7 separate regions of the Homo sapiens genome follow, and all the other regions are linked to region 7. Evidence: chromatin loops called from intact Hi-C (ENCODE). Cell type or tissue: PC-3. All regions are shown on one strand. Each heading gives the region's core, and the rest is flanking DNA. Links, peaks and the distances in the headings are about the cores only. Region 1 holds the start of DUSP13B (dual specificity phosphatase 13B). Region 2 overlaps ADK (adenosine kinase). Region 3 has its middle 87 kb from the start of KAT6B. Region 4 overlaps ADK (adenosine kinase). Region 5 overlaps ADK (adenosine kinase). Region 6 overlaps ADK (adenosine kinase). Region 7 holds the start of SNORD172 (small nucleolar RNA, C/D box 172).

Region 1 (4,489 bases), core at 221-4,220, 78 kb before region 7:
CCGCGCCCGGCCCCTTCTCCCACTATCAACATACATGTACACAATATGCCACAGTCAGACCTGGGCTGAGCTGCCTTGATTCTTAGCAGTGCTGGGACAGAGGCCTGGGCCTGGAGGGAAAGGTGCCTGACTGTGCTTGGCACTGGCCATGCCATGGAACCAGTGGACAAGTTGGGAGTGGCAGGGGAGGCTGGAAGAGGGGAGTAGACAGCATGCTTTATAATTAAACTCAAATCAAAAAATAGAAACAGCATCAAGTGTGCGGAGACAGGCGGCTGAAAGCCAGCAGCACGAACTGCCCGTCAGAGAAGTGCACAGCCTGGGCCAGATACTCCCACAGGTGGGTGAGTGCTCCTAATTTGGGGGGGGTAGGATGTGGTCCCTGAGCATGCTGGGTAATGAGGGCCAGGACACTTGTGCCTGTGTGGGGAGGGGTGGGGTTTGGGTTGGGTAGAGAACCGACTGGGTCAGAGATGAAGGCGCAGACAAGGTATAGTAGAGTCAGAGAGACCTGGGTTTGAATCCTGACTCCCACATCAATTGGCTATGTGACTCTGGGTATGTTGCTTAACCTCTCTGAGTCTCGGTTTCCTCATCTGTAAAATGGGGATGATAATATTACCTGCTCCATAAAGGCACTGTGAGGATTCAATGAGAAAATGTGAGCACCTAGCTCTGTCTGGCACATAGTACATCCTTGATGAGTGCTAAATATAACAATTATTGCTGGACAGAGAAAGAAATATCAAGAAATACAGAGATAGAGAAGAAATCTCACTGTCCCGTAGGGAAGTTACCCTCCACATAGGATATGGCTGGGGCTGGAAAGGGTAAGAGTAATTATAGTAGTGATAATAATAGTAAGACGTGCCATTTATTGGGCATCTACCATAAGACAGACCCTGTGGGAGGTGCTTTACATTAATTATTACATGGAATTCTCACAGCAGCCCCACTGAAGAAACTGGCTTGGTGAAGACAAGACCACATAGCTGCAAGTACCAGACCTGAGATTTCTACCCAGGTCTGCCCTCCCCAAGACCCTCAGGCTGAGCACAGAGACCCACAGCTGTTCCCCACTGGCAGCCACACGCCACCCTTCTGCAGGCCTTCTCCCCACACTCCTCACTGGTCCTGCCCTGAGATCTCCAGCCCCACATGGCCTGTGGCCACACTTCTGTCTGGCCTCCCTGGAGTGGAGTCAGAAAGGATGGGCAGGAAGAAAGTCCAGGGGACTATCTGAAACTGCAGCTGAGAGGTGGATGGCAAACAGCTGCCCCCTGCCCCAAGGAAGCCTGTGCCTCTGCCCGATGTCTTGGGCACACAGAGCAGCGTCATGGGAGGCTGCAAAGGCACATGAGCTTCCTGGGGGAGGATGGGAGACAGAGGCAAACGGGGGAGTGACCCAGGGAGGAGAGATGCAAACACAGAAAAGAAGTGCATGGACTTGCAAACAGCAGCAGCACAGGAGCAGCCAGGAAAAGCCCTGCCTACAGAGGCAGCTGCTCTGCTGAGCGGGGGAGGCAGGAAGGGGGCGAGGAGGAGCACGGGATCAGGGAGAGAAGGAAGACTGCAGGGAGTGGGAGGGGAGCTCGGCCGGGCCCTGGCCCTGCTGGACGTTGGGCCTGTGCTTCACCCAGCTGGGGACAAGGAGACATGGAATGTAGTGTCAGGCAGGGCCCTCCGAAGACCAAGTCTCAGGTGTCAGAAACCGGCGGAGCTGCCACAACCACCGACTTCCCCTCCTTGGGAGGGACTGGGGCTTAAAGGACGAGTCCCTGGGGGGGTGGCCGGGCCTGACTCTGACTGATGGGATGGGCTGGGTCCCAGTGGGTTAGAGTGGACAGGTGGGGCAACACCCTGAGCATCGGGAGCAAGGCATTAGGTGGAGCCTGACCAGGCATAGCGCTAAGTCCAGGGGAGAGCCCCGTTCTTCAGACCTGGGCCTAGGTCCCCTCGGAGGCAGAGGCATGCACTGTGGCCTACCAGCCCCCAAATCCTTGACCCCTCTGGAGCCTCCTGGGGGTGGAGCCTGGCTGCCTGCTCCCTGGCAAGGCTGGGCTGTGACACACCCATTGGCCACCAGGGGGCAGCCTCACCCCATGCCAAGCTCCGCAGGCCTGAGCCCGGAGCCTGTCCCACTTCCCAAAGCCCCATCTCCTGCCTGGGGTGGTGCAGCCCCACCTGATGGCTCCAGACCAGTGTGGCTGTTGGACTCCTCTGGGTCCTGGGGGCTTCCCCAACTCCACCACACTACACTGCCCTCTGCCCTGCAGTGACCGCATATCCAGACACTCCTCTCTCATTCTCGGGTCAGACCCCCAGAGCATCCTGAAAATTAAGTCCAGCATCCCTAGCATGGGAAGATAAACTGTGGTCCAGATGGGAGCAAAGACTTGCTCGTGGCCACAGAATGAGTTATGGCAGAGTGCTGGGGGAGCCAGGCTCTCCTCCCTGCCTCAGAAGTTCTCTTCCCACCTCTTCAGGTAGACTCCCATCTTCATGGAGGTTTATGGAACCAACGGTCTTCAATCCCAAACAGATACCAAGCAGAGAGGAGGCCTGGGGGTTTAGAGGGACCGGAGGGCCCACTGCAGTCCACAAGGCCTCAGTCGGCTCTCAGGCCCCACCCCCCATGGGCGCCCCAGCCAGCACCTGGAATTCTAGCCGCTTCACAGTGTTTGTGTTCTGGGCAGAACCTGCCCAGCCCTGTTCCGCTCAGGCAGAGTCCTGCCCCTGCACCCACTCCCCCATTCCCGGCCCCAGGCCATGCCCCAGGTAGGTGGCAGGCCACTCAGCCACCTGGAGAGGTCACAGTGGGGGATGAGGAGGACAGCTTGGTCTTCACTTCCGCCTTGCCCGACAGCCTCCCACTGGGTGAGCCTGGCCAAGCCGGCAGCCTCCTGGGTGCCTGTTTCTTTTTCTGGTCCTGGCACTGCCTACCAAAGGGAAAAGATGTTCTTCCCAGTATGCACCTTCCCTAGTCACTGGTCCAGGGGATCAGGGGCAGTTAGCAAAGACAGGACCCCCTCTCCAACACGGCACCAGGCCCATATTCTGGTGCCGCTGAAAATCCAGCTCCGCAGGGTCCCTGACTCCTTCAGCCAGCAGATGCCTGAAACAAGCTACCTGACCCGGGTGGGGCCTGACATCCAGTGCTGGCCTGAGTCGTGGGGGTAAGGAGGAAAACCCAGGGCCTGTAGGCAGGTGTGTGGCTCAGCAGTACCAGGCTCCCTTGAGGAAGCAGATGGGTTAGTGACCACTCTCTGGAGGCCCCAAAGATGGTAACTGAAAGGCTTGGGGATGGACTAAAACCCCAGCCTTGCTACTCATGAGCCGTATGGCTTTGGGCATCACTTTTAAAACATTCTGAGCTTCAGCTTCCTCCTGGGTAAAATAGGAACAGATATCCCACGAGTGAGACATCAGGCTTTTTGTTGTTGTTGAGATGGACTCTCGCTCTGTTGCCCAGGCTGGAGTGCAGTGGTGTGACCTCAGCTCACTGCAACCTCTGCCTCACAGGTTCAAAAGGTTCTCCTGCCTCAGCCTCCCTAGTAGCTGGGACTACAGGAGTGGACCACCACACCTGGCTAATTTTTGTATTTTTGGTAGAGACAGGATTTTGCCTCATTGGCCAGGCTGGTCTCGAACTCCTGACCTCAGTTGATCTGCCTGCCTCAGCCTCCCAAAGTGCTGGGATTACAAGTGTGAGCCACCGTGCCCAGCCAGAGGCATCAGGCTTATAAGAGGCATTAGCTCATTCCATGCGGAGTTGCTAACAAATACCAGTTCACAGTCCTGGCCTCTTACCTGGAGATAGGCTCTGATCTCCAAGCCCCTGAAAGTGGGAGGGGACGGGGGTCTGAGGATGAGTACTGGAAGTAGCAGGTGAGGGGGCTTGAGATGAGCTGCTTAGGTTGGTGGGGGCTTCCTGGGTGCCCTGAGAGCCACAGCCATCTGGGGCTTTCATCCCTACAAAGTCCAAGCTGATTTAGGGATGAGATCTGCACTGACTAGTGCCACAAACAGGGAACTCCAAGGGCCCCTTGGCCAAAGCTTCATACATCTGCAGCTCAGCAGAGGGCAGGAGAGAGGTCTGCCCAGCTCCATAGCAGTGACAAAGGCTTGATTCCCTTGTTCCCTGGGGAAGGGTTCTAGGCCTCAGCCCCAGCTGAGCTTGTTAATACCTCATGTGAAATAGATGAAGCCCTTCCTGCAGCATCCCCGTGGCACCTAGGCACTGCACCATGGGCTTCCCCATCAGCTGGATCCACCCTCTGGGAGCCTGCCTCCAGCCACTGCGGTGTCCACTCTGTTCCAGGATGGACTCACTGCAGAAGCAGGACCTCCGGAGGCCCAAGATCCATGGGGCAGTCCAGGCATCTCCCTACCAGCCGCCCACATTGGCTTCGCTGCAGCGCTTGCTGTGGGTCCGTCAGGCTGCCACACTGAACCATATCGATGAGGTCTGGCCCAGCCTCTTCCTGGG
Region 2 (4,489 bases), core at 218-4,217, 590 kb after region 7:
AAATAAATGTAAATGTATTTTTCCAAGGATAAAGTCTTCATCTATAAACCTTTGATCTCAATTCCATCTAGCAGTTATCACTCTTCCACACTGCATTATCAGTCTTCTGTTCTATCATATCTTCCTTAGACAATATACAAACTCAAATCTCTTATATCTTTAAGCAAACCTTCCCTCTCACCCAACAGTCTTCACTCGATGTAATGTGCCTACTACTACCATCTTTCTGGTGGCATAGTGATTCTTAAACTCTCTGAGGTGAAGGCCAAGTTATTTTTTATCCTCTAGTCCAACATAGACCCATATATAGTGCTACTGTGCATAACTAGTTTACAGATTATATATAAACAACTCACCACAGGTGCTCTCCAACATTCAAAGTCATCCATTCCCTGTTCAATGAGAAATCTGATGATCGTGCACCAGGATGTTGGCAGTGTTAAACAAAATGTATAGGATCCCATTAGTTTGGACTAAGCTCCTGCACTAGGCCCACCAGACCAAACCAAAATGGAGTCACTCAAGCTGAAGTTCCACATCACTAAGCTAAAACATAGTTGTTTATCTTACTTTCCAAGAAATCAGGAGAAACAGATAATAGCCAGATCCCCAAACAGACCAGTTTTAGCTGGTATAAGGAAGTCCCCTCTGCTTTAACCTTTATAAGAAAAGTAATTTTGGAAATACCAATCCACATTTTGTTTTCTGTTTTTGCTTTCCTCAGCCCTTTTCTGTCTATAAAGTCAACTTCCTCTGCTCAGCTTACTGGAATATTCATTCTATTTAATAGAATGAGGTTGTTGTCCGATTTTAGAATTGCAAATAAAAACCAATTAACATCTTTAAATTTGTTGTAATTTTGTATTTGCTGGAAGGGGGTGTAAACTTGTTAAACAGTTTCCAAATAGTCTCAAATTTTATATTTCATTCATTACAGACTAAGATCAAATAGTTCTCAGACTACACTTTTCTCTAATAATTTTTTTTCTATCACCAGTGGTGTAATCAAAATCCATCAGTCATTTTAGACAGCGATGACCTCCTATCTTTCATAACCATCCTTTTCTGTCTCTTCTGTTGATACTAATTTCTTTCTTCACTATTTAGGAAGAATTCCTTAAGATGTTATTTTTGGCATTCTTCCTGTATTCCAAACTCATTATATATATAGAAAATCATTTCTCCCTCTGGATTTACTAAATGAGCCATGATTCTCTCAAGTCATGTAAAAGGGTAACCTCTACCTCATTTTACTTCACCACACACAAATATTCATTTCCAAGGGCTTTTGCATCCTTTCCTACTTTCTTACTTATATCAGCCTCAACCTAGACTAATATAACACCTTTCTAATTAATGTATCTGTAACTAATCTTCCTCACCTCCAATTTAAAGACACATGGTCAAATTAATGTATCCAGCATAGTTTTGATCATAGTAATTCCCTGTGTACTCAAAGTATTTCGTTTTAGCAATCCATACCAGTTTCAGATTTTAACACTGTTACTCTCATATGAATCAACTTTGACAAGTCAACAATTCCTTTAATATAGCTGGCAACTGTAAACATTGGTAAATAGTTACTGAATGACTGACTTAAATGATTATTGGATTCAAATAATTTTGAAAATAAAAAAATCACTCTATACTGTTTATATTATGACTATATACCTTTATATTACTATCCTTACTTTACAAAACTAATCCCATAACCAATGCTATTTTCACATGTCTAATAATACTGCTGCTAGTTTTACTGTTGGATGAACTACATTCTAGCCTCCTGCTGCTACTGAGAAATGCATTAAAGTAGGTCACGTGGTTTTCTTCATGTCAACAAATGATGGCTCAATTAGGCAGATAAGTATCTACAGCCCTCAGCAGAATCTTCAGTCCATTCTTAGCAGTTTAGAAAAGCACTTTGGTTAGCATTAGAGCCAAGGAAAGGAACACTTGTAATTCTTTAAGCATTCAATTAAATTTTTTAAATTCAAGACTGGCTATTGAATGTTTCCAAACAAACAGTGTGGAAGTAGACATTCATCATGAATGAGCACTCTAAAATCTGGTGTGTATGTAAATTTCTTAATGAATGAGATTATGACATTTCTGATACACTGTTTGCAGTATAAACACTTATGGATGATCCATTTTGGTAATTTTGTCATCAACAGATGATTCTATGTTGGTTTGCTAATTAATGGGCAGTGTGTGCATGCATAGAGCCAAAGGCATTTCCAACTAAAAGATACATAGAGCTACTGCTGAGTCACTTAGTAAAGTAAAGCCTTCCAGTTCATGAAAGGAAATCTCAGGAATGCAAAGTAAAAAAGAAAAATCATGAAGCAAAAAGGTTCCAGAATAGACAAATACCTAAATATTTAGACATCAGTTTATCTACTCTTTTCTAAAAATTCAATCTACTGAATTAGATTTTTCCCACCCTAAGAAATTAGAAGGAATTTAAAAAGGAAGTTGAAGATGACACACCACCAGCTCCAGGGCTAGTAAAATTATTAAAATGTATATATAAGTACTCAAAATATATAACAATTTGAGTAACTTAAAATAAAAGCAAATACATGTATACACTTGAAGAGACTCATAGAATAGTCCTATAAGTAACAGACGTTATAGATGATGATCCCGTGTCATGAAGAAAATTGAATTGTATGCATGGAACTGATGAAGAAAGAAAGAACTACATCAATATTTGGAAGAGGAAAATTTAAAGAAGGGTTCACTTCAGCAATAAATGATTATAGATAAATGATACATTCCTAAACTAAGTTTCAATAATACTAAGAGCAGTGCTAAATTTATCTAAATGAAAAAAATACTATCACCATTTATTTCTATTGCCAATACAAGGATGATCAATGTGAGATATCCCTCAATAGCATGGAAATAACAGATATTAATACTGCCTTTTAGCCAACCATCAAACCACTAAGTAGGATCAGATATGGAATATGGCCTGTCTGAATATATTAACAAATCTACAAAAGGATTATGTTGGGGGTTAGGGTAGTGTTGGTGCATTATGAAAGAGAAACAAAAGCAAATGTTTGTGCTACTTTTATTTTAAATAAAAATAAAAATTCTGTTGCTCAGGCTGGAGTGCAGTGGTGCAACCATGGATCACTGCAGGCTTGACCTCCTGGGCTCAAGGGATCCTCCCACCTCAGCGTCTCGAGTAGCTGGGACCTCAGGCACAAGCCACCATGTCTAAATATTATTATTATTATTTTGGTAGAGACAGGGACTTGTTATGTTGACCAGGCTCGTCTTAAATTCTTGGCCTCAGGGATCCTCCCGCCTTGGCCTCCTAAAGTGCTGGAATTATAAGCATGAGCCACTGCATCTGCCAACACTACTTATTAAAGAAGAGCTCAGAAAGCCTTTTGTCTATGGAATTTAATTTTTTCAGGTCCCTACTAAAGAGATAAATGTATCTTATTGATTGACTGAGATAGAGTCTTGCTCTGTTGTCCAGGCTGGAGTGAAATGTATCTTACTGATTGATTGATTGATTGATTGGAGACAGAGTCTTGCTCTGTTGCCCAGGCTGGAGCACAGTGGCACAATCTAGGCTCACTGCAACCTCCGCCTCCCAGGTTCAAGCAATTATCGTGCCTCAGCCTCCCGAGCAACTGAGATTACAGGTGCCAGCTACCACACCTGGCTAATTTTCGTAGTTTTAGTGGAGATAAGATTTCACCATGTTGGGCATGCTGGTCTCAAACTCCTGACCTCAAGTGATCTGCCCACCTCGGCCTCCCAAAGTGTTGGGATTACAGGCATGAGCCACCATGCCCGGCCTCAGATGCATTTAAAGACTGATTTATTCAAGTCCCCTTATCCTGATTCTGCAGTCGCCATTACATTCCAATGCAAGTTTGCCTAAAGAAACAGATATGCGGATTAAGCAGACACAAACATTTGGGCCGATGTGATAACTACATTTCCTACTATAAATAAATAAGGCAATCTATTGGTTTCTGTAATCATTCTCTTGGAACCTGGTAAATGGAATCATTCTTGCCTCCTTTCCTTTTCTCATATCCAACTGTCAGCCCATCAGAAAAATTTTTGTGAGCTCTTCTTCAAAACATATCTAGAATCTGAACCATCTTTAACACTTCCACCATAAGTCTAAGCTACCATCATCTCTCACATGGGCAGCCTCTTTTTTTTTTTTTTTTTTTTTTTTTGAGACGGAGTCTCGCTCTGTCGCCCAGGCTGGAGTGCAGTGGCGGGATCTCGGCTCACTGCAAGCTCCGATGGGCAGCCTCTTAATAGTTCCCCATGCTTCAACACTTGCCCAACCACCATCTATTTTCTATATAGCAGCCACATCTTATAGACCTGGCTCATAGCTGCCTTGTAGAACTCATCTCCTTCCAGCCGCCTTGCTCTGTCTCAAACACTCTAGGCATATTTCCTTCTCAAGGCCTCTGTGCTTGTTCCCTCTGCTTGAAATGTGCTT
Region 3 (4,489 bases), core at 206-4,205, 280 kb after region 7:
GCGTGTGCATGCATGTATATGTGCATGTACATATGTATATACACACATATGCACACATGTATGTGCATATGCATATATACACATACATACACGTATGCATGCACACATGTGTATATACACATATGTATGCATATACACATGTATATGTATTTATGTATATATGCATACATATATACACATATACACATATATACATGTATACATAGATGTATATGTATGGAATATGTATGATGTGTGTATACATACATAACACACAAACACGTGTATATTTGCTATAATTTGTACTTGCATCAGATCTTTTTCTTCTTATTTTATTTTCGAACTGCTTATTAATAGTAATATTCAGTCACTCAACAAATACTTATATGCTACTGTGTGCCAGGCACTGTGCCAGACACAAGGACCATACTAGTGTACAAAACAGACACGGTCTATATATACTATTGATCATTTCTAAAATATTGATCATCCTTGCATTTCTGGAACAGGTTCTGCTTGGGTATGAAATATTATTTTAGTATATTGTACTAATGAATTAAATTTGCTAGTATTCCATTTAGGATGTGTGTTTATAAATTCCATATAAATAGCCTAAGTGAGACTAAGCTGTCTGGCTTGAGGTGTGTGTGTGTGTGTGTGTGTGTGTGTTTGCGCACGTGTGCATGTATCTGGTTTTGGTGGAAGGGTTATGTTAGCTTGTGAAGTAAACTGGAAACTTTCCGTTATTTCTCTATTTTATGTAGCATTGGAATTGTTTCATTCTTACTCCTTAACAATCACATTAAATTATAATGTTCAAACTAGAAGACTCGAACTGAGAAAAGGCCCCAGTTGTCCTACATCTCAAACCTTTGAAAGAATTTATGGAAATGGGATAGAATGGAGGTTTACACAACAAGACACCAGATGACAAGACATGACTTTCTTGTTTTGGTCCTGTCCCCTCAAAGGGGACCAGCGGCCTTGTATGTTCACTTCTTGAAAGGACTGACTTTTTTCCCAGGGAGGAAAAGTGTGCCCTCATCTTCCAGCTGTTTGATACTCCTGGCGAGTGCAGGACTGGACTGATGCTGCGAGGCAGGGGATAACGGATTGGCTTTGTACAAGGTAGGTAGAAAACTCCAGTGACAGCAAGCTGAGGGCAAAACACAGCACCATTACTGTTCCCGTCTCACAGAACCTGCAGATAGCCGACACAAATAAGAGCTCCATATCTCCCACTTGTCTTCAGCCTTTGTGTCTTTCTGAATTTCTATAACTATAGCTGAATCTGTCAGGCCAGTTCCATGTCCACGGCAGAGTGCAACATCAGGGCCAACATGTGAGCCCCAAAGTCCTGATTCTGTGATCTAATATAATACCTCCCATCATGTTTTTATTTATATCCCTAAATGTGTCTTCCAATTTTTTTTTTTTCAAGACCAGTTCTCACTCTGTCGCCCAGGCTGGAGTGCAGTGGTGCAATCTTGGCTCACTGCGACCTCTGCCTCTGGGGTTCAACCAATCCTCCTGCCTCAGCCCCCAGAGTAGCTGAGGTTACAGGTGTACACCACCACGCCTGGCTAATTTTTGTATTTTTTGCAGAGACGGGGTTTAGCCATGTTGGCCAGGCTGGTCTTGAACCTCTGGGCTCAAGTGATCTGTCTCCCTCAGCCTTCCAAAGTGCTGGAATTACAGATGTGAGCCACCGTGCCCAGCCCCAACTTTAAAATTTAAGAATCATTCCTCTTACTTATCTGAGAACCTTTTAAGTACATGGGGTCTCTACTTGCAAGCAGCTCATATATTAGTTTTCTATTGCTGTGTAACAGATTGCCACAAACTTAGTAGCTTAAAACAGCACCCATTTATTATCTCACAGTTCTACACGCACAAACGATTTTTATAAATAGAGACAGGTTGCCCAGGCTGGTTTCAAACTCCTGACCTCAAGTTACTCCCCCGCTTTGTCCTCCCAAAATGTGGGGGTTACAGACGTGAGCCACCGCGCCTGGCCTCTCACAGTTCTGTAGTCAGAAGTCTGGTGGGTGGGCTTGGCAAGGTACTGTCCTTAGGGTCTCTAAATGCTGAAATCAAGGTGGCAGCAGGGCTTTGTTACTTCCTGGAGGCTCTGGGAAGGAAACTGCTAACAAGCTTATTCAGGCTGTTGGTCAAATTCAGCTCCTTGTGGTGCTAGGGCTGAGGTCCCGTTTCCTTTCTGTTGGCCTTGAGCCTCTTGAGGTTTCCTGTGCGCCTGGTCACGTTGCCCCTTCACCTTCAAAGCCAGCAAAGGCTCACTAACTCCTTCTCAAGCGTTGAATCTCTCTGACTTCTGCCTTATCTCTCCTGCCTCCTGCAGGAGAAAGTTCTCTGCTTTTAAAGGCTCACATGATTAGACTGGGCTCACTGGATCACCCAGAATAATCTCTGTATTTTAAGAACTGTCACCTTAATTACATCTGCAATGGCCCTTTTGCATGTTACATAATGTACTTACAGGTTGCAGGGATTGGGACATGGATCTTTGTGGGACCATTATGCCTGTCAGAGCTTTTATCTCTTTGTTTTCCATATAGAATATTTTAGGATAATTTTTTTCCCTTTATGTTTTTATTTTATTTTTGAGACAGGATTTCCCTCTGTCACCCATCTGGAGTGCAGTGGTGCAATCACGGCTCACTGCAACCTCTTCCTTATCACGGCTCACTGCAACCTCTTCCTTCCAAGCTCAAGAGACCCTCCCACCTCAGCCTCCCAAGGAGCTAGGACTAATACAGGCACATGCCACCACGCCTGGCTAATTTTTGTATTTTTTGTAGAGATGGGGTCTCCCTATGTTGCCCAGGCTAGTCTTGAATTCCTGGGCTCAAGCAATCCTCCAGCCAAAGTGTTGGGATTACTGGCATGAGCCAACTTGCCTGGCCAATTTTTTCCATTTAAGAGGAAATAGAAGACAGCTCCATCCTTTTGGAAAAAATGAACTGCCAGACACCATCAGGCCCCAAATTCACACAGCCATCATGCATTCAGCCTCTAACCATAAGTCCTTGATTCTGGCCTCAAACTCAGTAAAATTCATTTGTGCATTTAAGACTTGAGGCAGCCAAATTTTGACACACCATTAGGTGGCACTTGATTAGAAAGCTTGCTTCTGTCTGAACTTTCTCAAGGCAGCAATCCGACAAGAGGGCAAGGAAACTCTGAGGTCAAGGGCAGAGTAGGGCTGAGGTTCTTAGTGATTATGGGGAAGTCCTCACAGGCAAAAACTGTCCAAGACTTGAAAGTAATTTGTACATTCAAGTTGACTTTAGAGAACTTAAATATTACTTAGCAACTGTAAATAGACTATTTAAAAGCTTTTACACATGATATTTTAAGAAAGCATGGCATCAGCTGGGCATGGTGGCTCACACCTGTAATCCCAGAACTTTGGGAGGCTGAGGCGGATCGATTGCCCGAGGTCAGGAGATCGAGACCAGCTTGGCCAACATGGTGAACCCCGTCTCTACTAAACATACAAAAAATTAGCTGGGCATGGTGGCAGGTGCGTGTAATCCCAGCTACTAGGGAGGCTGAGGCAGGACAATTGCTTGAACCCGGAAGGCAGAGGTTGCAGTTAGCTGAGATCTCTAGCCTGGGCAACAAGAGCGAAACTCCGTCTCAAAAAAAAAAAAAAAAAAAAAAGCATGGCATCAAAAAAATCACTGTGTGTGTGTGTGTGTGTGTGTGTGTGTGTGTGTGTGTGTGTGTGTATTTTTTTTTTTTTTTTTTTGAGACAGAGTCTTGATCTGTTGCCCAGTCTGGAGGGTACTGGTGCAATCACAGCTCACTGCAGCCTCAACCTCCTGGGCTCAGGTGATCCTCCCACTTCAGCCTCCTGAGTAGCTGGGACTACAGGCGCATGCCACCACATCTGGCTAATTTTTGTATTTTTTGTAGAGACAGTGTTTCACCATGTTGCCTGGGCTGGTCTTGAACTCCTGGGCTCAAGCAATTCACCTGTCTCGGCCTCCCACAGTGCTGTGATTACAGGTGTGAGCCACCATGCCTGGCCACCACATTTGTCCTATGTTTAAAATGAGCAAATATTCAGGCCGGACATGGTGGCTCATGCCTGTAATCCCAGCACTTTGGGAGGCTGAAGCGGGTGGATCATCTGAGGTCAGAAGTTCGAGACCAGCCTGACCAACATGGAGAAACCCCATCTCTACTAAAAATGCAAAAGTAGCCTGGTGTGGTGGCACATGCCTGTAATCCCAGCTACTCAGGAGACTGAGGCAGGAGAATTGCTTGAACCCAGGAGACGGAGGTTGCAGTGAGCCGAGATTGCACCATTTCACTCTAGCCTGGGTGACAGAGTGAGACTCCGTCTCAAAAAAAAAAAAGGCTATTATGGAGATTCATGCACGAGTTTATTTCTGAGTATGCACATATGTTTTTATTTCTTCTGAGCCGATATGGAAAGGTGGAATTTCTGGGTTAGATGGCAACTCCACATTTAGCTTTCTGA
Region 4 (4,489 bases), core at 339-4,338, 600 kb after region 7:
TCATGTATATTTACTCAATAATTTATCCTTAATCCAATGCTACATGTTTTATTTTGTTGCTCTAATTATTCCAGCTACGGCCACTCGGAGTTCTTTCACATTGGCTCATGTGTCCCTTTTGGCATGCTTAATCTTTATTATTTTTAAGAAATCTCTTGCCTTCTGGCACTACAAGATATTCCATGCTTATGTTGTATTTTCCCATCACCAGCCCCAGAATCAGTCATATTTAAAAGGAGTCCTGGATCCTTTTATTGGAGAATAGGATTTACAAACCAGGATGTGAGCGTTAGATGTGTTTGTGGCTACTGGGATATCACTGCTTCTAGGCCTTCTCAGTAAACACAGCTAGGAAACATATGCATGTATACTAATCCACATATACACATGCATCTATAATTATTTCTGCATCTATCCATCTGCATATATTAAGCTAAACATGAGTAAATACTTATATCTCCAACTCTAATCCAGTACCACAGGTTTCATTCTGGCTCTCCCCTCTTGTTTATTTATCTGTAACATCCCTTCCTGACAGTGAGAAACCTAGCTTCCACCATTCATCATCCATTTACTTATTTGTTCAACCCCAGGATACATGTAAAGAGGTTCAGAACTGTTCACCCATACCGTTATGAGAAACAAATTTACCAACTAGAATAGAGTGTTTCTATAGTGTTCCTTAGTCTTTAGCTTTACATTGTCCAATCAAAACACCATTTTCCAAAGTTACTTAGGTCAGCTCCTTTTCCCCCACCCATTCAGTGAAGTTATGCCATACATTTGTAATACAATTAGATTCATTTGTTACAGCTTGCATTCTATCCTGAAATCCCTAACATTTAAAAAACCTGCATACATTAAAATTAACCCTTTGTGATGTACAGTTCTTTGGGCTTTAACAAATGCATAGTATCATGTATCCACCACCACAGTACCATACAGAACAGTACATCGCCCTAAAAATTGCCTTTTGTATCCCCTTTTTAGTCAACCACTTTTCTTTCCCGTCGTTTGTAATTTCAATACCTGAAATAACTGAAAAATTAAGATGCAAAAATTAAAAATCATGAGTCTTCACAGAATAAAACCTAAAACTGTCAGAAGAGTTACTGTTTAACAGTTAAACTGTAGGGAGAGTTACTACTTAAAAGTTATTGAGTTCTAGACAGGAGAACAAACATCTAAATTCTTTAATTAACTTTTTCGTGGTATTATTCCACAACATGCAAGATTATGAGATCAACTTTTAAGTTGTTCATGGTAAACAGAGTTGGATTCCAATCCTAAGCAACTATTTTCTGCATTTATAAAATATTTTCCAGGGATAGAACCTACAAGCTTTGGTCATAAAAATATTTTGAATTTTTAATTGTTTAAAATAAAGCCAAAACTATTTATTAAAAACAAAACCACAGTGTAGTAACAAAAAATAGAAAACTACCTTACAGTCTATTCATTTTGCTACATTAATTATGTGATTATTAGATCTTAATAGATGTGCTATGATAGCTGCCCAGTTTCATAGATCTAAAGCACTCACTTTCAAGGATAGCTCTTCAAGTAGACTAACAGATAAGAGAAAAACAATAAAAATGTCCAGGTTGCTTATTTGTACTTCCTCTTTCCCCTTCCTGACCCCAACCACCAGAGTACGAAAGTTTCCATTTTATTTACAATTAATAGTGTGCTAAGTCTACAGGTATCACATATTACAGGTTGTGAGAATCATGTCCCAAAAGGCGGTATTATCTGGAGGAAGTAGTTAACTATGTAGGGCTAAGCAATATAATCTACCTACTGGCAGTATCATCATCAGTTAAGAACTTTAAGATTTTAGCTTCCTCCCCCTGGTGGCAGTGTCTGGGGTGATAACTTTTTAAAAATATTCAGATAGCATCTTAAGGTTTATAGCTGCTCTAGTCAATTATAAGTAAGTAATTTGGGGATAGAAGTAGATTTAAATGAAACAGAAGCAGATTTAAAAACTCTTCTAATGGAAGCACTTGCCTCCTATAGTTCTTTTTTTCTAAAATGCAATTACAACCATTACATCATTGTAAATTACATGCTGGGGTTATCTCAGTAGGTATCTGCCAAATGTAAAACTTACAGAAGGTCTTCAATGTAATAACGATGTTTTATCATTTTAATTACAAACTCTTTAAAAAACTCCCTAAAATGTACCAATTGGGGTGGTCTAAATTAACAGTATCTTGGTAGCCCAAGGGTAGCAAAAATAGATTGAACTACAAAATTTCATCATACTTATAGCAGCTGTCTTCCTGCCTCTAGGAAGCTAAGTATTTAACAAAGCAGACAGCTTGGCATTGGCATCTGATTAGCAGTGTGTGCATTGTCAGATAGAATGTGCTTGGCTCTTTTGTTCCAGGGTTTGATTAGAAATCTGGAGAGCAGAGGCATCATGTAACTTTATTTTTAAAGCTTCTGAAAGGTAAATAAACTGTGATGGTTCCTCTGGTATTGTACCTGAAAGACCGATTGATGCTTTTCTAGTAATATGCTTTATCACACCCTAAAAAATTTAAATAAGGGATTTTTGGGGGGGGGAAATACTTCAAAGACTGAAATAGGCCAATCTTAAAATCACTTTAAATATTGTACATACCAAAAATATTTTTGCAATAGAGTGCTTTGCATATTGAGTCTTGCACTAAAATACTGTTGTTGGGGAGGAAGAATGGTCATTTTAGAGTGTAAATACAAGACTCTATTCCTAAATATATGAATAGTCCAAATGAAGATTCAGAAATTTTTTCTAAAACCACGTGAAAAGCTTACTGGAAAAATAACACTGTCTTATAAGAATTATATTATTTTGATGGAGGTGCCAAACATTAAACTATAAAAGGGTGACTCTCATTACCTTTTCCTCACAAATTTCTTTGAAAATTTATTACAAATGATTGTGCTTACTGGCAGAGTTCACAATCAGTAGAGTCCATGCAAACAATCTACTTCAATGAGAAGTACATTCTTTTACTCTATCAAATCCATCGGAGGTAATCAGACTGGATGTTTTATTCAACAGGGCTGAAGAAAATTGTTCTACAATAGGTTAATTCAAAATGGCAGCATAGAAAATGCATCTGTCAGTGGGGATCAAATTACAGGGCAAGCTCCTCTCAATGCTTAGAAAAACAAGTCTGCAGTTCTACAGATTATGTGCCTGTGTGTGTTTAAAGGGGTGGGAAAGGAGCTAAATATCTGAGCTAACCTCCAATTAAAGTCAATCATAAAAACAGCCAATTTAATGAGTGCGGATTTCTTTGGGTAATTATAACACCAACCACTTTTTTCTCTTTTAAATCTGTAATTCTGCCTTCTTGTTATTGCTTGCTTTGTCATTAATCGCCTCAGGACCTTGATTTCCTAGCAACAGACTGCCACCAAACATTTGGCTCCTGTTCAACATTTTCTTTGTGAAAAATGGCACTGCTGTTGCCGCCTGGGCTGCTGCAGCTAGACTGGCTGTGTAAGTGCTCTAATAATGTATTCCACTGGAAAAAAAAATCACATGATACAGGGTGCAATGACTGAGCTCAGTTAATTACTGAGCTGGGAAGTTTATCGACAATCTAAAAGCTGTGTTGGGGGAAAGGGGACTAAGGATTGAAAAGGTGTTCCTTCCATTATCAATAACTTGCAGGTAACAATATACAAAGAAACATTTTATTTTGGGGAGTACAAGTTTCTGTTTATTTAGGAAAGAGTACAAAAGGCCAATGTTCCCAAAATGTTGCTTGATGAAATTTTCCTCTACAAACAGCCCCAAACACACAAAAGATTCACAGAATAGTTTGCTAAAATTTTAAAAAGCAAAATAACCTATGTATCTTTTAGCTGTTTCTTTCCTACTTAAGGCAAAAATTATTTGTATATATAAATATGCTATGAGATAACAGAATGAGGTTTTCATTCACAACATGAACACCCAACACTAAGAATATAGAATTCAAAATATGTTTTGATATATTGTGCACGTGAGTAAATATTTAATAATCTATAAGAGAAAAAATATGCTTATCACTATTTTTGAAATTATTTAAGTGGGAATGAAGCAGTCAGGGCTCGTGAATGGAAACCCAGTAATAAAACAGATATTTTGCTTTTTTTTTTTTTAAAGTAGATTTACTGAGATTCTCCATGCCTTAGAAATCCTACCACCTCCCAGAAATGATAGTTATGGAAATTAACATGGCATGTCAGATATGGTTCGCTGATGCCTTGCTTTAGTTCTCAGAAATAAGGCTTTAAAAGACTGGCATGTTTCAGGATTGCTGTCAGGAAATGATAATTTAAAATACCCAAGAGTACACTAAGAATTATGGAAGCATCTGTGAAACTAATAAGCCAGTGGACATACTGATTTTTACCAATGTGTCTACATACTATATTAAAAAACTTCCTACAAAGTATTGTCCCAATTCAGTTCATCTGAGGATGTGAAAACACTACAGTGTACCTT
Region 5 (4,489 bases), core at 330-4,329, 760 kb after region 7:
CAACAATTTTGCCAGTGAGGAAATGGACTCTGAGAAGTCACACAACTAATAAGTAGCACAAATGAGATTAAAGTAAAAACAAATTCTAGTGAAATAAAATCAATAGTGTAAGAACAGCTTAGCCAAAAAAAAAAAAAAGTTTTTCATGTGTTGGGGGGTGTTGCTGTTTCTTAAAGATATGGTGACTTGCTCTGTTGCTTAGGCTGGAGTGCAGTGGCGCAATCGAGCTGCAGCCTCGAACTCCTGGGCTCAAGCAATCCTCCTGCCTCAGTCTCCTGGGTAGCTAGAACTACAGGTTCATGCCACTATCTCTGGCTAACTTTTAAATATTTTGTAGAAATGGGATCTCATTATGCTGCCCAGAGCGGTCTCAAACTCCTGGCTTCAAGTGAACCTCCCACCACAGCCTCCCAAAGTGCTGGGATTACAGGTGTGAGCCACCATACCTGGCAAAGAAAAACAGCTTTAAGATGACTTCCTTAAAGAAATAAGTGCAATTTTACAACCATTCTTTATTTCCCTAATAAGATCCAAATTTTCTTTGGGGAATCATCCCTTCAACACTCTTAATCCATAAATTTCCAGCAGTGTTAACTCTATCTCCAGTTGCAGAGTAGATATGGAACCCAAACAAGCCAAAGAGGCCTAATATGACATAATCCTACACCTGTTTTTAGAGCCACTAAAACAGACAGACAGACACACACACACACACACACACACACACACACACACACAAATAAGGATATAAGCCAATAGCTGATGGCAGTACCCTACCTCTAGAAGATGAGGTGAAGAGGGTCCAAATAAAATTATTTGAACCTCTGCATCAAGCTTCACCTAAAATCAGCCATACCAACATCTTTTTAGATATGTGATCCAATAATTTCCATTTACTTAAGCCAGTATGAGTTAGGGTTTCTGTCACCTGCACGATACACATATCAACAAAAATTTAATGGTGTAACTCATCTCCAGAAATCAAATAATGCACTTAATTATTCCCAATCTGGAATCTTAAAAAAAAATGTAACAGGAATCAAGGAATCATCTTCAATACAGTCATTCCTCAGTATCTTTGAGGGATCCAGGACCCAACTTGGATACCAAAATGCACACATACTAAAGTACCACAGTTGGCCCTGTTGAACCCATAGATCCAAAAAGTTGGCCCTTCTCTCCATATACACAACTTTCACATTCCTTGAATACTGTATTTTCCATCCATTTTTGCTTGTAGATGCCAAACCAACCCATATAGAGGGCCAACTGTATTTACTGGAAAAAAACTAATATAAGTAGGTGCATGCAGTTCAAACCTGTGCTGTTTGAGGGTCAACTGTATTTGCATATAACCTGCATACATCCTCCCCAAACTTTAAATCATCTCTAGATTACTAACAATATCTAATACAATGGAAATGTATGTAAACTTTTGTCATATTGTTTAGGGAATATTGACAAGGAAAAATGTGTACATGCTCTGTACACAGGCAATTTCTTTTTCCCTAATATTTTCTTTCCACGGTTTAATCCACCAATGTGGAACCCATGGATATGTATTTCAAAAAAATTCAGTGGAATTGTACATTGACCTAGGAAAAGGCCACTAAAGCTTATTAAAACACCAAGTTCCTTCTGATTATATAATTTCAATATGAAAATTTCAATTATCTTTTTTAATATGAATTTTAAATGAAAATACCTTTTTATATACAACCTTTAAAATTAGAAAGAAATGAACTATTACTTTTAAAACACAGTTTATTTGGTGGACAAACTTCTTTACAATGCAAATTCCAGAAAATTTTTCAAAATGATCACTGGAGAAGAAAATATCAAGAACTATAATATACTATGGGTTATACTCAATAAGACAATTCGCTCATTTACTATACAAGCAGTGCCTTTTTTTTTCTTCTTTTTTTCTTTTTTTTGAAGCAGAGTCCTGCTCTGTCACCCAGGCTGGAGTGCAGTGGCGCGATCTCCGATCACAGCAACCTCTCCTTCCCCGGTTCAAGCAATTCTCTGCCTCAGCCTCCTGAGTAGCTGGGATTACAGGTGCCCGCCACCACGCCAGGCTAATTTTTGTATTTTTAGTAGAGACGGGGTTTCATCATGTTGGCCGGGCTGGTCTTGAATTGCTGACCTCGTGATCCACCCACCTCGGCCTCCCAAGGTGCTGAGATTACAGGCGTGAGCCACTGTGCCCGGCCGCCTTTCGATCTTTCTATTCTGAGGTTACTGAGCCTCCAGAGACTTCAAATAAGCAGTCTAAGACTAATGGCACCACCTAGCGTCCTGTACTGGTCACTATCTGACTCACTGTCTTCTACTTCCTTTTGCTGCTGGACATAGGCTAGTCTTCTTCTATTGCTGTTTTTCTTTAGTAATCCTTCCAAAAGTCATTTATGTCTCATTTATATATACATACACATCAACACATCATCCTTAAGTCTCCTTCTCTCATCCCTCTCTCTGCAATTGTCCCATTACTTTAGGAACAACTATTTAGTATGCCCTTGATCTTTCCCAGGTACTTGGTCCTTAACCTATATTATCATCACAAGCACTTTATAAACCTAATAGAACCTCTACTCACATGCCCTAGATCCCCTAAATCTCAGATAATTGAACAGGTACTGCAAATCTAAAACCAATTTGCCTGATTACTACCCATATGACCCATATACTTTTTTAAAAAAATATTTTCATACAATGGCCAAACTACAAATCCAATTTATAAAAATTGGTGGTAAATGAATCAGTTATATCTCAAAAGAAAACAAATGGCATTAAAAGTGAAAATTAGATTTTAAGTGAGGCTCAATTCACCACTTGAAAGTGTATAGAAGTTCTGACTTTGATAAAGTGATTGTTTTTCACTCTTTTGTAATTAAGTTGCGCTTTTCTCAAATATCATCACAGAAAAAAATGTTATTGTTCACATCTGCTGGTTATAATATCATTTTCTAGGCCAGGCACGGTGGCTCACGCCTGTAATCTCAGCCAGCACTTTTGGAGGCCAAGGCAGGTGGATCACGAGGTCAGGAGATTGAGACCATCTTGGCCAACATGGTGAAACCCCGTCTCTACTAAAATAAAAACAATTAGCTGGGCGTGGTGGTGCGCACCTGTAGTCCTAGCTACTCAGGAGGCTGAAGCAGGGGAATCGCTTGAACCCAGGAAGCAGAGGTTGCAGTGAGCTGAGATTGTACCACTGCACTCCAGCCTGGTGACAGAGCAAGACTCCGTCTCAAAAAAAAAAAAAAATTGTAGTATTTTATATTATAAATTCCAATATTATAGCTTATCATCAGCTAAATCAATTTTGGGAAGAGGGCTTGGACCTAAATTATCACTGTTATTTTCATTTTAAGAAAATTTGGCCAGGTGTGGTTGCTCACAACTGTAATCCCAGCACTTTGGAAAGCCAAGGCAGGAGAATCATTTGATGTTCAAGACCAGTCTACCCAACAAAGCAAGACCCTGTCTCTACAAAAAATAAAGAAAAAAATAGGTACTTTGACAAAAAGGAAAATTCAACTGAAACATTGGTATAGGGACAAATAGACCAATGGAACAGAATTAGAACCCAGAAATTGACCCCCATGCAAACAAAAAACTATTAAGGCAATGAAGTTTTCAGAAAATTATACAAAGATAATTGGTTATCCATATGCAAAAAAACTCAAGTCTCCAACTCTACCTCACACCATACACAAAAATTACATACTACCAGATGAAAGATCTACCTCTGCAAAGCACATATGGGAAACTCTGACCTTAGAGTAGGAAGTAATTTCTTAAATAAGGCATAAGAAGATAAAGCATTTTTAAAAATTGATAATGTGATTACATTTCATTTTAAAACTTGTGTGAGGCAAAAGACACCACAAAATGAAAGACAAGTCACATACTAGGCACAGATATATGGCAAATATAATCAAAGAATTTGTATCCATAAAATACAAAAAAAACTCATGCAAATCAGTAATTTAAAATATCTCAAAAGAAAAAATGAGTAAAGGACATTAAGAGGCAATCACAAGATGAGAACTGTAAAAGGTAAACACATGTATAAGAAAAAAGGCTCAGCCTCACTATATATTTTCAAAATTCAATTAAAACCACAATGAGATACAGTTCACACCTACAAAACAGAAATTAGAATTTCTGTTTATACCAATTCTTAGCAAGACAATTGAGAAAGGGAATGCTCAGATACCACTGGAAAGAACAACTCAGCAACATCTACTGAAGTGCAACATGTGCAAGCCCAGTGACACAACAATTCCACACACAGGTATAAACCCCAAGGAGCACTAGCCTATAAAACTTTTTATGATAATGGAATGATTCCATATCCACAATATCCAATACATTACTCACTAGTTACATGTGGCTATTAAACACTTTAAATGTTGCTAGTGTAACTGAGGAACTGAGTTAATTTTAATTAATTGAAATTTAAACATCCACATATTTA
Region 6 (4,489 bases), core at 345-4,344, 420 kb after region 7:
TCTCTGAATCTTGCTTTTGACCATTCTGAAATAAGAAAGTTGATCTATATATATCTATGTATCCTATAACATCATGTTATAAACCTCAAATATAAAGAATAAAATTTATTTTAAAAAAGAAAGAAAATATCTTGACAGTAATTTCATCTTTGGCCTATTTCAGGCTTTATATTTAATTCAACACAAATGTACTTCATATTCACTATAACATCTTTTTTCAAGATTTACTGATCTCCTGAGTCAATACAATCCATATAGTTAGCACCAATAGATAAGAACTATAATTATATTTTACTTTGTACTTATATTTTATGAATATTAATTCCCAGTTAGATCTTTAAGGTTCCTATTTTATATTTCAGTGTTCAGCAGAGTACTGAACAAACACATAGGTAATACTAAATTGCTCCAGTTTACAATAACTAATCAACTGATTGGTTTTAATCTGAATGGTACAGACAGAATTAAAACATTTATATTTTTAATAGTGGGTAGCTCCATATTAACACTATTAATCATTTTAATCAATAACATGTTTGCTTACTAGATGAAATTCCTGTTTTATGAGTGCTATAAAATAGATGGTGAAATAAAACAAAAAATGAGATTTTCTTCTTGAAGGAAAAATGGAAAATGTAACTTAGTTCTGGATTTTATTTGTTCATAATTGAGTAAATTTATTTTACTCTAGTGCAGGTATTTTATAAATGAAATGTATTCTTTTTTTCAGGAAAGATATTTCTTGATTGACAAAATCCCCAAGATAACTAAGTAAATAAATTATATCAAAGTGGTTTATTTAACTAAATGTTAATAAACTATCTTCTTGAACATGAAATCTTTTCTACTGAGATACAGGGTAGAAATATTTATTAAAATAAAATATTTCATTTTATATATATTGTATATGTATATTGTATATATTATAATAGAAAGAATACAGAATTTTTTTTTGTAATTGATTAATCTCCATAATACTAGATTCATCACACATTTCCCACATGTACCTGTAGCCATTATAGTGTCATCTCTCCCTTGGGTGAAGATCACGATTCGCTGCCTCTTTGAGTTCATCTTTGGCAGGGCTTGTGTCTTTTTGGCTATCTCTTTAATGTCTTTAGTCTATTAATAGAAGGAAGGAAAAAATTCTCATGACCAATAAAATAAAACAAAACTTTATTAGTAGATTAACAATTTAGCTTCTATTGATCAAAATAAGAGACCTGCATATCTATTAAGAGACATTAAAAATTTCTTTAACCATATACAAAAGTAAATAGAATAGCACAGTGACTTCCAAGGAACCCATCAATGATCTACACAAATTTAAAATGTATGATGAATCTTATTTCACCTATATCCTCATCCACTTGCTTTTCAAATTATTCTAAAGTAAACTCCAAGAACTATACATAATTTCATCTATAAATGTTTTAGTATATATCTTTGAAAGGTAATGATAAACATAACCACAAAACTATTATCATACTTCAAAAATTATTAACAATGACTAAGTATCAGCAAATATCCAGGCAGTTTTCAAATTCCCAATTAAAGAGAGGTTTTTATAAAGAGGAAAATTTAATTATTTTAGAGGTTTACAGAACATAATTATGCTGACTTTGGAAAAAATACAGTTCTTATAATGTCAATTTTTCAAAGGACTGATTTGAGAGAAAGAAATGCTAATCCTTTCCTACAAAGACTTAATTTTCTTTAAAAAAGATAAAGTTTAAAAAATGACAAACTAATTGTCAAACTCTGATGCTGTTTTTCACACCACATAGGCCATAAAGTTTTACTGAAATCTTTATTGAAGTTTTCTGAAATCTTGAAACCTAACCTTGAGCTAAAGGCAGAGGTTTTAGAATCATCTTTTCAACCATTTTGGATAATTTGAAAATCCATGTCTGTATTCAGTGGGCTTTTAAAACTGTCCATAGTTTTGGGCTTTGCTAACAAAACTAGTTTATTCTATCACTATGCAAAGTTTCAAATAGTTATAGAGAAAGAAACACCTATCAGAGCGGAAATATAGCTGAGTGGCATAAATAAAGTATATATAAGAGAACAAATAGAATATATGAGAGAGAACATTTAGGCAAGCAAAGCAGACAAGTCACAATGGTTTGCAATCGTTACAAACGTCACCAGAAACTGGCATTTTTAAAGGGATGACAATTAGTGGTGAAATATTTTTATATTGTTTGTTCACTCAATATTTAATAAATTCCAGATAATATATGAAGCTAAGCTTCTAATATACCTAACAGGATGACTTCTAGAGGACAGTTGTTTCTGAAAAGAATAGCCATTTGTAGTAGGACAGTGCTGCTGACTTCAAACATGCTGACTATTTCGCTTTCGGTTGCTTATTTTAGAACAGAACTAAGTCTGAACTCTGATAAGATGAGAAGAAATTCCCTCAGTTTCAGGAGACAGACTTTTAGAAATGACTAGTAACAGCTGAAAGGACCAAAAAATGCCATGCAATGTCTTCACTCACCTAAATAAGTGTACACATATAATTAAAATGACTCATGTATATTTTGGCAATTTCCTTAGCACAAATATATTTTACTACTATAGGATTTTTGCTTGTGATTAAGTACAGCTCATATTTAATAAAGATAAGAGAAAAACACATTCACTTCATCATCTTGAAAGCAGAATCTTATGAATGTACTAGATGTTCTTTAAAAGAAAGTCTTTCTTCAAGGTGATATAAGGAATAAATTAAGAATAAGATTCTGGCTGGTTATAGTGGCTCACGCCTGTAATCCCAGCACTTTGGGAGGCCGAGGAGGGCAGATCACGAGGTCGAGAGATGAAGACCATCCTGGCTAACATGGTGAAATCCCGTCTTTACTAAAAATACAAAAATTAGTTGGGCATGGTGGCACGTGTCTGTAGTCCTAGCTACTTGGGAGGGCTGAGGCAGGAGAATCGCTTGAACCCAGGAGGCAGAGGTTGCAGTGTGCAGAGATCATGCCACTGCACTGCAGCCTGGTGACAGAGCAAGACGCCATCTCAAAAAAAAAAAAAAAAAAAAAAAAAAAGGAATAAGATTCCATGGTTGCTTTCTACCAACCCTGTGAGAAGACATATTTTGTTGAGAGCTTTGGTAATTTAATCAAAGAAATGTTTCTTATGTCTCAAATTAAACCTCATAAAATGGCAATTAAAGGACAAAATAAACTTTCCAAGTACAAAACATAATTCTTCCCAGATGTATGTAAAACTTTATTTCTCCTTCTACAGTAATTCCTCTCCTCTGTCCCCAATAGGTTCTTCTCCCTTACACTTAAGCTCACACATCTTAACAAACAATGAAATTACAAGGACTTTTAGAATATGACAGGCTTGGATTTACTATTTGTATGATTTGGGGCAAGTTAATAAACCTCTCTAAGATCCATTTCCTCATCTACAAAACTAAGAAAATGTTCACATTAAAAGATTTTGAGGGATAAGTATGCTAAGATTAGTGGGCAAAAATTAAAGAAAACAGGATATTTACAGTCTCAAAGTATGTCCCCCTAAGATATTCATTACAAAAGGAAAAATCATAATGTTATAGTAGAGAAAATTGACAGACATCACCTTAAGCCAGATAGATTAGTTTAGTGATGCTAAAATTAGTGGATAAAATAGAATGTTTCCATAGCCCCAAAGTAGTATCTCCTCCAAGATATTTATTAAATACAATGGGAATTACAGAGGATAAACTAGCAAACACCACCTAAACCTAGTGATAAAGGTTTAGCATCACCAGCAATAAGAATCTGTGACACTGTGTACCTCCCTGATATGATGCACCAAGAAAGGAACATCACTTCTGTGGTTTTCCTGCCAAAAATGCCTAATCTCAATGTACATGAGAAAACATCAGACAAACTCAAATGGAAGGACATTCTACAAAATGACTGACCAATAATTTTCAAAAGTATAAAGTTCATGAACAACAAGAGTGAGGAACTGTCACAGATTAGAAGAGACTAAGGAGACATGACAAATATGCAATGTGGGATTCGATTCTGGAACAGAAAAAGGAAACTAGAGAAAAAACGGTTGAAACCAGAATAAAGCCTGTATATAGTTCAGTTATTGTAGTTTAATGTTAATTTTCTGTTATTCATTATACTTTGGTTATGTAAGATGTTAATATTAGGGTAAACTGGGTGAAGGGTATGTGGGAATTCTGTACTATTTTTGTAATTTTTCTAAGACTAAAGTTATTTTAAAATAAAAAGTTAAAAATTGTGAGGATGAAAGAAGATGAGGTAAGTGAAATAGCTTAATGCAATTTTAGCACATGCTAAGAACTTAAATATTAATTTATTTCCTCTAATTACTCTCATTTTAATACTCTCTAAAATGGTTACATACTTAGGTTGCCCCAAAATCGCTAGAAAGGGCTTCAAGAGTTTTGAATATGGAACATTCAATTATAGTATCTATAACGAAGAAGATGAAGACAGGGAGGAGT
Region 7 (4,489 bases), core at 164-4,163:
TTAAAGACATGCCAGATGTCTTATTTGTATGATATAAAAATATTTTTTTCTTTTATTTTTCTTTTTTGTAGAGACAGGGCTTTGCCATGTTGCCTAGGCTGGTCTCGAACCCCTGAGCTCAAGTGGTCCACCCGCCTTGGCCTCCCAGAGTGCTGGGATTATAGGTGTGAGCCACCGCACCTGGCCTAAAAATATTTTTTCTGTTTGCACTAAAGGTTGGCACAAATGACTGTCCATAATTGTAATTATAAAATGTTTTTCGCCCAGCAAAAAAGTTTTTAATGACACAAAATTCAAATAGAGGAATAGCAGGTAGATTTGCTGCTAAGATGTAATTGTTGCCCCCCAAATTATTGAAAATACACTGCAAAGAAGGGTTCAATATGCTTGGTTAAAAGCTAACCTTCAGGTAAACTGTATTCAATTATTATTATTATTATTTTAAAAATACTTATTTATTTTTTATAGAGACAGAGTCTTGCTTTGTTGCCCAGGCTGGTCTTGAACTCCTGAGCTCAAATGATCCTCCTGCCTCAGCTTCCCAAAGTGTGGGGATTATAGGCGTGAGCCACTGTGTCCGGCCTCCAAGAATTCTTGTGTCTTACTTTTGTTAACGCTCTGAATGCTCACTGAAGCACACACGTAGCCAGTTAATCATATTCTGTAATTAAACATTTACGGTTATTATTCCCCCCAGTCTGCCTGCCCTCTTTAATCCATGAGAATTTTCCCTAATATGAGGGAAGCCAAGGTAGAGAACTGGTTTTCTTCAGGTTGAGTCCAGTTCAGATCATGCCTTGGATGATTCTGGTTTTTGATAGTTTTAGAACAAATTTCTTTTATTATATATACAACACATGAATACACACTCCTCCTAAGAAATGGAAACATTATTCTTAAGCCTGAAGTCTACTTTGTGGGATGCTCCTTTCTACCACCTCCCCATGGAGACCCTTCCAGAAGACTGCCAGGCCTAGAAGAGCGCTGAGCTGGGAGTTAGAACAGCAAGTTCCCTAACAGATGCCACATCAGATGGCCTTGGGGCGGAGCCTTAGCTTGTATTGTGATATCTCTATCAGTCTTGGCTCTCCTCTATGTCCCAGATAGATACTGAAGACAAAGATATCAGATCTGGGTGAGCAGTTACCTAAAAACAAAGTCAATTCTTTACTTTCTGTACCATTGGAGATGATATGGTCTATCTAGAGACATCACTGGGCTACTAAGATCTGAGGAGATTCAGTAATGCGCAGTTGGCCACAAATGCAAAATATCACCATCAAAATTAAGGGCCTAAAATGCTTTCTAACAATTCTGTGCCAAGAACAAGAGAAAGAAACAGCATGAAGAGCACTGGGCTTGGAGTCTTTTTGTTCTGTTTTGAGACAGAGTTTCGCTCTTGTTGCCCAGGCTGGAGTGCAATGGTGCGATCTCGGCTTACTGCAACCTCTGCCTCCCTGGGTTCTCCTGTCTCAGCCTCCCGAGTAGCTGGGATTACAGGCGCGTACTACCGTGTCTGGCTAATTTTTTGTATTTTTAGCAGAGACGGGATTTCACCACGTTAGCCAGGCTGGTCTTGAACTCCTGACCTCAGGTGATCTGCCCACCTTGGCCTCCCAAAGTGCTGGGATTACAGGCGTGAGCCACTGCGCCCAACCCAGGCTTAGAGTCTTGAGCACGCATTTGGTTCTGCTTCCATCTCTAATGAGTCATATGACCTTAGAGAAGTCTCCTGGCCTCTAGGTCTTGGAGGGTGGTTTAAGTGCTTTCTGGGGCCCCTTTTTGTTCCCATAAACCTCAGTTACTCTACTCCTGCAGACCAGCAGGTGGCAGTGACTACTAGACTAGGAGGCTGGCCTGTCCCTGGTTTCCTGTCACCGCACTAACAAACCTGAAAAGTAAACATAATCATGACTGTGAGATAAACGATTATGATATATGATCAGCGGGACTGGGTACACATAAACTACGACTAAAGAACAGAGAGTGAAACAAATACTAATAGACAGAATGTCTGCAATGACAAATAAGATTTGATTGAACGCGACTCACAGAAAATCTAAACAGACACCTACCTTTCTCTTTATGGCAACTGACTGTGGTTTCGTCAATCTTGGGGGAGAGCTTTGAATATTTTCTTCTTCTTCTTCTTCTTCTTCCTCTTCTTCCTCCTCTTCATCCTCTTCCTCTTCTTCCTCCTCTTCTTCCTCCTCCTCGTCCTCCTCCTCCTCTTCTTCTTCACTGCTCTCTTTAGACAGCTCCAGCAGCTGCCCTCGCTCCCCTGTGACTGGCCGGCTCTCCGGGGAATGCAAATATTTATTTTTCGATTGTACTTTTGCAGGTGATTGCCTACTGTTAGCTCTAGTTGACAGGATTTCTTGTTCCTCCTTCTCCCAGCAGCTAGCTTGTTCCATTAGCCGCTCAGCCTAAGTGGGGAGGGTAAAAATGGTGGCCAGTGAGAGGGCAGTTACACAGCCAGAGCCTCTGAGGATCAATGGCAAAGTGTCTCTAAGTCGGTTCTGATCAGGACAGCCAGCCAGCCAAGCACATTCCAGCTGCATCATCTCAGGAACCTTTTGCATCAGTTAGGATAACAAATCAAAGAAGATTGGGTTTCATGGGATATTTAACAGTATTAATGATGCAGCGAATTGATTTGAGTCCTTTATCACTACATTACATGCTCACTGGCAAGGAGCACTTTAAGCAAGTTCATAAACACAAAGAATCAATTGACACTGCAGCCTTGGAGCTCAGCACCGAATTTGATCTGATTACATGCTCTCAGTAGTGAAAAATGCTGCTTTGTAATCAATGATAAATGTTTCATTTTTCATACTCAATTCAATAAAATTATCATGTCTTACCATGCAACCTCAGTTAGGATAAATTAGTGCCATATCATTTCACATGCTATCTCTACATAACCAAGCTTTTGACAACGATCTTAATGACTTTCTTAGCTTAAGAATGCTACAAGATTGAAGTTACACAACTTAGGATGATAAAGACAATCATTACCTCTTTCTCAGCTTCTCGCTCTTCTTCAGACACTGCAGCATTAGAAATTAAAATTGGGGTCCACCTCAGACTGTCTGGATCAAGTTCATTGGCTCTGGAACAGGTTTTCAGCTTTTCCATGTGGCTCAATATCAACTTTTCCCGTCTAATGATGACAAATCTGTAATGTGATAAGGCAGAACAAGATGTAATCACAAGCTGAAATTTCACTTCAGCTTCACATACGGACATATGCTAGCACTAATGTTATCTGCGTTAGGAAAAATCAGAAAGCACCTCAATGAGAGGGTACAGAACACTGGAATCCAACCAGTAAAAAAGTGTCATTTCATGTGTTATTTTTAGGAGAAAAGGTTTGATAATACTGTTAGGGAACCTCAGTCTTTAACTGGAATGAATGCACCTATCTCCAGGGACCCTTTCTGGTGTGGGATGCCTGAGCCACGGAGCTGCCCAGGGTCCCAGGACTCACCTGCCATCTCTCTTGTCGATCATGTGGAGGTGCTGCAGAGTGGTGGCAATGTCATGTGGGCACATGCCCGTCGCTCTGCTAATTGCCTTGATGCTGATGTGCCTCTCATGGTGGTGGTAGAGATACTCCAAGATGACGCTCTTCCAATATGCCAGGTAGGAGAGACGGCCCAGATCGGAGAGAGGCTTTTCAGGAGACCCTGCTTGGCCTTCTCTTCTAGAAAGCAAATAGCCTAGGGCAGAAAAAATAAATGGGCATTCCTCACTGTGGCATTCCCAGAGCTTAGAACAGGAGCCACTAGAAATAATATGAGTAGTGACAAGGTAAAAACATCACAACAGAGAAGTGCATTCGCTTTAGGAATGTAGCCTCTTCCCAGTTATAGTGATTTGATCTCCGTGAAGTTTACGCTCCTGAATCTTTGACAGTGGCACTCTAAGTCAATTCACGCAGCTAGCAGCAGCATTCCAAACACATATTGTGACATATTTAACAAAGACTAAAAGCTATGGTTGAAGACATTACTCCTGCTAAGTCTCAACATCTAAGTCTCCCACAGCTTTAGATTCTTTCAAAAACGAAATGTCAGGCACTTACTCAGAAATCCTGTCGAGGGACCACCCCCAACATTAATGGGCAAGTTGTTTTCCACAGGAAGGACCTAATGACCCTTTGACAGCTGGGTCTTAATAAAAAGAGAAGGACCTCTGTTGACTCAGAGTCTATATTGCTTGTTACATTTAACTAGCAGGTTGATCTGAAGCTTTGTTTTAGGACTAATAAAAGAATGTCTTTCAAGTCAACTGCTGCAACTCCCATCAGCTCCACTAGCTCCATTTTCACCTCTTTCATAGAAATTAATTTACAATCCAATCCCAGAATATTGCTCCTACAAATTAAGACAAAACAAAACAAACTCCTTAAAACAACCTATTGCATGTATGCTCAGAAAATCCCCCAGCATCTTAAGCTTTTGAACGCATTTTACAGCATTAC

The links. Hi-C counts contacts between places; a loop is a spot of excess contacts. Peaks named below come from ENCODE experiments on the same cell type or tissue, not always from the same donor. Only the 100,000 strongest peaks of a DNase experiment are listed, where the experiment ranks them.
Region 1: a loop joins it to region 7, with 5 times the contacts of the local background. A loop is called at or near these places in 30 of 110 quality-filtered maps.
Region 2: it touches region 7 in a loop (2.6-fold over the local background); 15 of 110 quality-filtered maps call a loop at or near these places.
Region 3: it touches region 7 in a loop (6-fold over the local background); 17 of 110 quality-filtered maps call a loop at or near these places.
Region 4: it touches region 7 in a loop (8-fold over the local background); 21 of 110 quality-filtered maps call a loop at or near these places.
Region 5: it touches region 7 in a loop (7-fold over the local background); 80 of 110 quality-filtered maps call a loop at or near these places.
Region 6: it touches region 7 in a loop (3-fold over the local background); 3 of 110 quality-filtered maps call a loop at or near these places.

Annotation. Positions count from the first base shown.
Region 1 is chr10:75,097,718-75,102,206 of GRCh38, reverse strand. It overlaps DUSP13B (dual specificity phosphatase 13B), which reads left to right and starts at 2,695. Exons shown (of 4, transcript NM_001363514.2): 1 at 2,695-3,176; 2 at 4,322-4,489. The coding sequence starts at 2,770. It also overlaps a transcript of SAMD8 not described here. In PC-3, for the core only: CTCF peaks have their summits at 2,092 (motif pointing right) and 4,090 (motif pointing right); DNase peaks (open chromatin) are centred at 2,096 and 4,076.
Region 2 is chr10:74,430,792-74,435,280 of GRCh38, reverse strand. All of the region lies in intron 6 of ADK (adenosine kinase), which reads right to left. Among named protein-coding and RNA genes, the nearest start is that of ADK-AS1, 96 kb to the left of the region's middle. In PC-3, for the core only: no CTCF peak of the experiment used is centred there; DNase peaks (open chromatin) are centred at 1,660 and 2,260; H3K27ac peaks cover 1,543 bases.
Region 3 is chr10:74,736,914-74,741,402 of GRCh38, reverse strand. No RefSeq gene overlaps it. Among named protein-coding and RNA genes, the nearest start is that of KAT6B, 87 kb to the left of the region's middle. RefSeq lists an enhancer at 1,993-2,082. In PC-3, for the core only: CTCF peaks have their summits at 2,349 and 3,105 (motif pointing right); DNase peaks (open chromatin) are centred at 2,302 and 3,100.
Region 4 is chr10:74,417,405-74,421,893 of GRCh38, reverse strand. All of the region lies in intron 6 of ADK (adenosine kinase), which reads right to left. Among named protein-coding and RNA genes, the nearest start is that of ADK-AS1, 110 kb to the left of the region's middle. RefSeq lists an enhancer at 2,652-3,887. In PC-3, for the core only: a CTCF peak has its summit at 1,856 (motif pointing left); a DNase peak (open chromatin) is centred at 1,843.
Region 5 is chr10:74,264,004-74,268,492 of GRCh38, reverse strand. The region is part of intron 3 of ADK (adenosine kinase); the gene reads right to left. Among named protein-coding and RNA genes, the nearest start is that of ADK, 120 kb to the right of the region's middle. In PC-3, for the core only: a CTCF peak has its summit at 2,298 (motif pointing left); DNase peaks (open chromatin) are centred at 2,302 and 4,302; H3K4me3 peaks cover 271 bases.
Region 6 is chr10:74,597,012-74,601,500 of GRCh38, reverse strand. ADK (adenosine kinase) reads right to left here. Exons shown (of 11, transcript NM_006721.4): 9 at 1,008-1,122. Among named protein-coding and RNA genes, the nearest start is that of ADK-AS1, 70 kb to the right of the region's middle. In PC-3, for the core only: no CTCF peak of the experiment used is centred there; a DNase peak (open chromatin) is centred at 2,480.
Region 7 is chr10:75,019,818-75,024,306 of GRCh38, reverse strand. KAT6B (lysine acetyltransferase 6B) reads right to left here. Exons shown (of 18, transcript NM_012330.4): 14 at 3,494-3,725; 15 at 3,022-3,181; 16 at 2,076-2,426. It overlaps SNORD172 (small nucleolar RNA, C/D box 172), which reads right to left and starts at 2,574; the gene lies at 2,516-2,574. RefSeq lists a silencer at 1,808-1,917. In PC-3, for the core only: CTCF peaks have their summits at 1,628 and 1,828 (motif pointing right); a DNase peak (open chromatin) is centred at 1,866; H3K4me3 peaks cover 629 bases; H3K27ac peaks cover 784 bases.